3 separate regions of the Homo sapiens genome follow, and regions 2 and 3 are each linked to region 1. The links are chromatin loops, found by intact Hi-C in ENCODE. Cell type or tissue: CD14-positive monocyte. All regions are shown on one strand.

What was found. Hi-C counts contacts between places; a loop is a spot of excess contacts. Peaks named below come from ENCODE experiments on the same cell type or tissue, not always from the same donor. Only the 100,000 strongest peaks of a DNase experiment are listed, where the experiment ranks them.
Region 2: a loop joins it to region 1, with 6 times the contacts of the local background. A loop is called at or near these places in 67 of 110 quality-filtered maps.
Region 3: a loop joins it to region 1, with 4 times the contacts of the local background. A loop is called at or near these places in 10 of 110 quality-filtered maps.

Annotation. Positions count from the first base shown.
Region 1 is chr2:112,883,694-112,886,193 of GRCh38, reverse strand. No RefSeq gene overlaps it. Among named protein-coding and RNA genes, the nearest start is that of IL37, 26 kb to the left of the region's middle. In CD14-positive monocyte, CTCF peaks have their summits at 889 and 1,089 (motif pointing right); DNase peaks (open chromatin) are centred at 463 and 1,103.
Region 2 is chr2:112,748,463-112,750,962 of GRCh38, reverse strand. The region is part of intron 5 of CKAP2L (cytoskeleton associated protein 2 like); the gene reads left to right. Among named protein-coding and RNA genes, the nearest start is that of CKAP2L, 15 kb to the left of the region's middle. RefSeq lists an enhancer at 909-958. In CD14-positive monocyte, CTCF peaks have their summits at 923 and 1,128 (motif pointing left); a DNase peak (open chromatin) is centred at 1,092; H3K27ac peaks cover 833 bases.
Region 3 is chr2:112,829,088-112,831,587 of GRCh38, reverse strand. It overlaps IL1B (interleukin 1 beta), which reads left to right. Exons shown (of 7, transcript NM_000576.3): 6 at 166-296; 7 at 1,015-1,837. The coding sequence ends at 1,227. Among named protein-coding and RNA genes, the nearest start is that of IL1B, 6.4 kb to the left of the region's middle. In CD14-positive monocyte, no CTCF peak of the experiment used is centred here; DNase peaks (open chromatin) are centred at 907, 1,367 and 2,267; H3K4me3 peaks cover 287 bases; H3K27ac peaks cover 228 bases.

The DNA of each region.
Region 1 (2,500 bases):
AATGTAAACTATAACTAAATAAAGATTATTTTAAAAGAAATTAATGCAGCTAACCGTGACCCCTGGCAAAATAAAATAGTGTATATGTACGTGCATATACATGCAAAGAAATGAGTTGAAACTAGAAGGATGCCAATCAAATAATAACATGGTCATCTTGGGGTCGGAGTACATTTGGGGATGAGGGGAGCTGTAAAAGCAGACTTGGACCTTTTCTTCTACCAGTACCGTGTCATTTGAATTTTGGAAAGAAAAAAAAAAACTCAGAAGGAGGAGAAGGAGCAGGAGGAGAAGAAGATGGATCTTAAGTGATTTGCCCGGGAGCACCTTGAGAAGGTGAGATTCAAGTCTAGGTCTAAGCTTTCTAATTCCATGAGTGGGAGTGACCCACGTCCAAGAGGAAGCTCAAAAGGAAGATGTTCTCCATCATCTCTTGCTCATCCTAACAGCATGCAAAACCACATCCAATGCAGCTCAGAAAACTCCCAAATTGCCAAATTTCATTGGAAACACTTAATGCTGTGGTTTCCAATTTCAACTGTAAAGTAGGTATGTATGCCATTGTTACCATTAACTTCTCAGAAATGGAGAGAGCTCTCTTTCCGCCTCCTCCCCCTCTGCTGTGGCTTTGGTGAGACGTGCACTCAGGCTCACCTGTCTCCATGATCTCCAGTAAGTACACATGAGCAGAGAGGCCTCAGCTCAGCTCTTCCTGGTCCCACCAGGGTTGATTCTTTGAGAATTCTGGAATGCCACATCCTAGGCCCCCCAAAGAAATCCTGCATCTTACCCCCAGAAATATGAATCATAGCAAATTTCAAATCAACCATCGTTTAATACTCACAGACTGGGCACATCCAAAAACATATTTTCAGTTTTACAACAGTGCCTGGTGCATATCGGCACTATTTGTGGAAGCAATAAATCGACACGGAGCTGAAACACAAACAAATGCCAAATTGTTTTTATAACACCTGATTTTCTTTCTGTTTCTTTATGCAGTTTAGTTTTGTTTTGCTTAACTCTACCTCAGACCATAGTCTGGTAAACTCACCACCCAGAAGCTCCCTTGAAATGTGGGTATGCAGCCACTAGGTGGCAGGAGAGAGTTTCCTGCCTGGAGGGAGGACAGCCACTCTGTCCCCGGGTCAGGCCAGGGCCACCCTGCTACCTGCAAAATTAGCATGGGGCTTTATGAACCACAGCTTCCTAATAAACACAGGATCTGTTTGATAGAGCCTCCAAAACACGCCTACCTAGTGATGAAAGACTCAACTTCAGAAGAAAACCTTCATGGCAAACATCTTCAGAGATGTTTCCAACTTAAGGTTCTGAACACAGACGCTTCCCCAGAAAGCCATTGTTTCTCAGCACCTGGGAGCCTTGCTTTGCTTTGCTTACAGACTCGCTGTTCTTAAATCACTGCCAAGATAACATCTGTCTCTTCTCTTACCCTCTATTTCGATATAAGGACTCCTCACTCTTGTTGCTTCCTATTGGCTACCTCTCCACAGGGAGAAATCGCTGATTTAACAGCAGTCAATATCCCAAATCTGGAACAGGGAACAGGGAAGCATTTAAAAATTGGAGAATTTAGGCCGGGCACAGTGGCTCATGCCTGTAATCTCAGCACTTTGGGAGGTCGACGTGGATGGATCACTTAGGAGTTCGAGACCAAGCCTGGGCAACATGGCGAAACCTCATCTCTACAAAAAAAAAAAAAAAAAAAAAAAAAAACCCAAAAATTAGCCGGGCATGGTAGTGCACACCTGTGAGCCCCAGCTACTCAGGAGGCTGAGGTGGCAAGACTGCTTGAGCCCTGAGGTCGAGGCTGCAGTGAGCCGAGATCACACCACTGCACTTCAGCCTGGGCAACAGAGTGAGACCTTGTCCCAGATAAATAAATTAAATTAATTTAATTAGAGGATTTAAGGATTTTCCCTACAGACACCTCCTTATTTTCTCTGGCCTTTTCTGACTACTCTCCCTAACTCCCTGCTCCTCTGGTCTCCCAAAACTACTCCAGAAAAAAAAAAGGGGGGGAGGGACTAAAGGAAAGCCAGGTGACAGTGCCAGTGTGACAGATGACAAAGCATCTGCCCGAACAAACCGTAGGTCCCTGAACTTTCTCCAAGACCTATCTGTGGACTTACCTATGAAAACCAGTTTTAGCAAAAACCCTCCTAAGCCAGTTTATCAAGATCCCCTTATCCTCAATATCCATCTGATTGGATTCTTCATCCCCCACCATTCCCCAGTGATGTCACCAGGCCTTTCTTCAGCAACAGTAGTTAGTGGGTGTAGCCAGGACGCCCCCTCACCCCTGATATGCCCTTTTAGTAATTCTTCATCCACAGGTTCCCACCCTGCTCCTAGGCTATACATTCCCATTTGCCCATGCTGCATTTGGAATTGAGCCCAGTTCTATACTGAGGTCTTACTTCACCTCTCGCCATAGTCCTGAATAAAATTGGTTTTCACATTTAAAAACTGTCCAGCT
Region 2 (2,500 bases), 140 kb after region 1:
TATTGCCAAAGATTTTTTCTCATTAATCTTTTTAAAAGACCTCAGGTTTTATTGATTATTTTTTCTCTTGCATCAATGTCTGCATCTATTTTTATATTTATTGCTCTTTTCCTAGCTTTTTAATTGAAACCTTAGATCATTTAAAAGTGAGTCTTTCTTTTTTTTTTTTTTATAAATATGTTCAGTGCTATAGCAGATTTGCCTCTGAATTTTACTTTGGTCATATCCCTCAGATTTGACTAAGTAATACTCTTTATCAGTCAGGATCAAGTCTGAAAAACAAACCACAGAAAGAATGTAATTGGTTACACAGTATCTTATGTGGGTTCTCTAGAGGTGGAGCCTAAGAGGAGAATCCATGTGAAAGTAGTTTATTAGGAAGACACTCCAGGGAAAACTGGGAGGGGAGTGAAGTTGTAGGATCAGAAAAGCGAATCCATGGACGGTGACTCTGGCACAGCCCCACAGGGGAGCTCTGGAGACAGTGTAGGTCACATCTCTCAGAGTCATCCTGATCAGAGGCAAGGGAGCTACATTGTTAAAGCTTCCATGGTCATTTATTCATGGCTGCCTCGGGCGGACAAGAATTGTCAGGCACTTCTCACTCTCTGGGCACATACGAGGGAGCACAGATGCTGGCTGTGAAAGCACGCGGTAAGCCTGTGTGCACAAGATGCTGAAGGGATCAGAAGGAGTGTGGGTGCTACACACAGGGCTGACAGCACACAGGAACCTGAGGTAATGTGATAACTGTAGGAAGCAGCTTGTACCCACTGGGTCTAGGAGAACAAAGAGAGGTTAGGGTATCAGAACCAAGAAGCAGGAGAGACAAACCCTGGTAGAAATGGGACTCCAACTGTAAGGAAGGCATACTACCCAGCAGATGATGGAGGAGAGGCCCTGCAGGGCTGGGGCTCAGATTTTGAGGAAAAGATGCTATCCATTTGGTGCTTCTGCTCTGAAGCTGCACAGGGAGGTGGGCTCTGAGGGGGAAAAAAAGATGCTAGAACCAACTGTTACTGCCAGGGTGAGGGACCGTTGCTGGGGTGATGAAAGCAAATAGGAAGAAGCAAGTGTCTTCCTTCTCCATCCCTGCAGCCTCCCTCTCGTGCCCCCTGCTGGCAGAGCTGAGCAGGGAGCTGCTGCCCAGCAGAAAGTTTTACAGAGTTTTATCCCCAGCATCACAAAGCAGAGGATGGGGTTTGGGGCCAATAGACAAAAGCTTCATAACTGACATATCTTGTCATTGTTCATTTCTAAATAGCTTGAGATTCCCATTTTGAGTTCTTTAACCCAAAAAATATCTTAGAAAAGTATCTTTTAATTTCCAGATGTGTAGATTTTTTTTTTCTGCTGTTAATTTCTAATTATATTGCATTGTAGTTGGTGAATGTGGCCTATGTGTACTCTACTTGATGGATTTTGTTGAAATTTTCTTTGTGGCCTTAATATCTGATCATTCTTGGTAAATGTTCCAAAAGTGTTTGAAAATAATGTATATCCTATTTGTTTATTTGATCTATTGCTTTCTGAAAGAAATATGCCAAAGTCTGTCACTGGCACTGTGATTAATCATTGACAATTTCTCTTCATATGTCTGTCAATTTTTACTTTCTATTTTTTAAAGTTATGTTGTTAGGTACAGAAAGATTCATGACTTGCTTTGATTTCTTTTGTCTGATTAATCTTGCCACACCTGCTTTTTGTTGTTAGAATATGTCTGGTAGCTCTGGTAGCTCTTTTTCCATCCCTTTACTTTAAGCCTTCATGGGCTGACTTATTTTAGGTATGTCTCATATAAATGCACACAGTTAAATGTTTTAAACAAATTTGAAACTCTCTGCTTTTAAAAAGCAAATTTAGTTCGTACACATTTATTATGATTACTTGTATGTTTAAACTTATGCCTGCTATTTTATTTTGTAATTCAGCTTACATGAATTATTTTTTCCTCATTTCTGTGTTTAATCTAGTTTTATTTCATAAAATAATACACTGAAATGAAAATAAAGTGATAGATGTAAGCTCAAACATGATTTGCAGAATATATATCATATTCTTCTTGCAGTTCCTTTTTTCATTTTTTTTTTTTTTTTAAGAGACAGGGTTTCACTCTTTTGCCTAGATTGGAGTGCAGTGATGCCATCATAGCTCACTGCAACTTTAAACCTCCTGGGTGGACCCAAGTGATCCTCCACCTCAGCCTCCTGAGTAGCTAGGACTACAGGTACACACCACTACACCCATTATAGTTTACATTTTTTTGTAGACACAGGGTCTCACTGTGTTGCCCAGGCTGGTCTCAAACTCCTAGCCTCAAGCAGTCCTCTGCCTCAGCTTCCCAAAGTGCTGGGATTACAGGTGTGAACCACCCACTGCACCTGGCCTGCAGTTACTTTTATTTCAAGTCTTTCATGTGAATTCTAAAGTTTACTCACTAGTGACTTTATGATTTTTGAATGGCAAACCTTTTGAGTCTGTATTCTTGTGAAACTTGTTA
Region 3 (2,500 bases), 55 kb after region 1:
TATTGTCTGTGAGAAGTCAAGTTATCCTGTGTCTTAGGCCAAGGAACCTCACTGTGGGTTCCCACAGAGGCTACCAAATTACATGTATCCTACTCATGGGGCCTAGGGGTTGGGGTGACCCTGCACTGCTGTGTCCCTAACCACAAGACCCCCTTCTTTCTTCAGTGGTGTTCTCCATGTCCTTTGTACAAGGAGAAGAAAGTAATGACAAAATACCTGTGGCCTTGGGCCTCAAGGAAAAGAATCTGTACCTGTCCTGCGTGTTGAAAGATGATAAGCCCACTCTACAGCTGGAGGTAAGTGAATGCTATGGAATGAAGCCCTTCTCAGCCTCCTGCTACCACTTATTCCCAGACAACCACCTTCTCCCCGCCCCCATCCCTAGGAAAAGCTGGGAACAGGTCTATTTGACAATTTTGCATTAATGTAAATAAATTTAACATAATTTTTAACTGCGTGCAACCTTCAATCCTGCTGCAGAAAATTAAATCATTTTGCCGATGTTATTATGTCCTACCATAGTTACAACCCCAACAGATTATATATTGTTAGGGCTGCTCTCATTTGATAGACACCTTGGGAAATAGATGACTTAAAGGGTCCCATTATCATGTCCACTCCACTCCCAAAATTACCACCACTATCACCTCCAGCTTTCTCAGCAAAAGCTTCATTTCCAAGTTGATGTCATTCTAGGACCATAAGGAAAAATACAATAAAAAGCCCCTGGAAACTAGGTACTTCAAGAAGCTCTAGCTTAATTTTCACCCCCCCAAAAAAAAAAAATTCTCACCTACATTATGCTCCTCAGCATTTGGCACTAAGTTTTAGAAAAGAAGAAGGGCTCTTTTAATAATCACACGGAAAGTTGGGGGCCCAGTTACAACTCAGGAGTCTGGCTCCTGATCATGTGACCTGCTCGTCAGTTTCCTTTCTGGCCAACCCAAAGAACATCTTTCCCATAGCATCTTTGTCCCTTGCCCCACAAAAATTCTTCTTTCTCTTTCGCTGCAGAGTGTAGATCCCAAAAATTACCCAAAGAAGAAGATGGAAAAGCGATTTGTCTTCAACAAGATAGAAATCAATAACAAGCTGGAATTTGAGTCTGCCCAGTTCCCCAACTGGTACATCAGCACCTCTCAAGCAGAAAACATGCCCGTCTTCCTGGGAGGGACCAAAGGCGGCCAGGATATAACTGACTTCACCATGCAATTTGTGTCTTCCTAAAGAGAGCTGTACCCAGAGAGTCCTGTGCTGAATGTGGACTCAATCCCTAGGGCTGGCAGAAAGGGAACAGAAAGGTTTTTGAGTACGGCTATAGCCTGGACTTTCCTGTTGTCTACACCAATGCCCAACTGCCTGCCTTAGGGTAGTGCTAAGAGGATCTCCTGTCCATCAGCCAGGACAGTCAGCTCTCTCCTTTCAGGGCCAATCCCCAGCCCTTTTGTTGAGCCAGGCCTCTCTCACCTCTCCTACTCACTTAAAGCCCGCCTGACAGAAACCACGGCCACATTTGGTTCTAAGAAACCCTCTGTCATTCGCTCCCACATTCTGATGAGCAACCGCTTCCCTATTTATTTATTTATTTGTTTGTTTGTTTTATTCATTGGTCTAATTTATTCAAAGGGGGCAAGAAGTAGCAGTGTCTGTAAAAGAGCCTAGTTTTTAATAGCTATGGAATCAATTCAATTTGGACTGGTGTGCTCTCTTTAAATCAAGTCCTTTAATTAAGACTGAAAATATATAAGCTCAGATTATTTAAATGGGAATATTTATAAATGAGCAAATATCATACTGTTCAATGGTTCTGAAATAAACTTCACTGAAGAAAAAAAAAGGGTCTTTCCTGATCATTGACTTGTCTTGGATTTGACACTGAACAGTAAAGACAAACAGGGCTGTGAGAGTTCTTGGGGGACTAAAGCCCACTCCTCATTGCTGAGTGCTGCAAAGTACCTAGAAATATCCTTGGCCACCGAAGACTATCCTCCTCACCCATCCCCTTTATTTCTGTTGTTCAACAGAAGGATATTCAGTGCACATTTGGAACAGGATCAGCTGAAGCACTGCAGGGAGTCAGGACTGGTAGTAACAGCTACCAGTGATTTATCTATCAATGCACCAAACATCTGTTGAGCAAGCGCTATGTACTAGGAGCTGGGAGTACAGAGATGAGAACAGTCACAAGTCCCTCCTCAGATAGGAGAGGCAGCTAGTTATAAGCAGAAACAAGGTAACATGACAAGTAGAGTAAGATAAAGAACAAGAGGAGTAGCCAGGAAGGAGGGAGGAGAACGACATAAGAATCAAGCCTAAAGGGATAAACAGAAGATTTCCACACATGGGCTGGGCATGGTGGCTTACGCCTGTAATCCCAGCACTTTGGGTGGCAGGGGCAGAAAGATCGCTTGAGCCCAGGAGTTCAAGACCAGCCTGGGCAACATAGTGAGACTCCCATCTCTACAAAAAATAAATAAATAAATAAAACAATCAGCCAGGC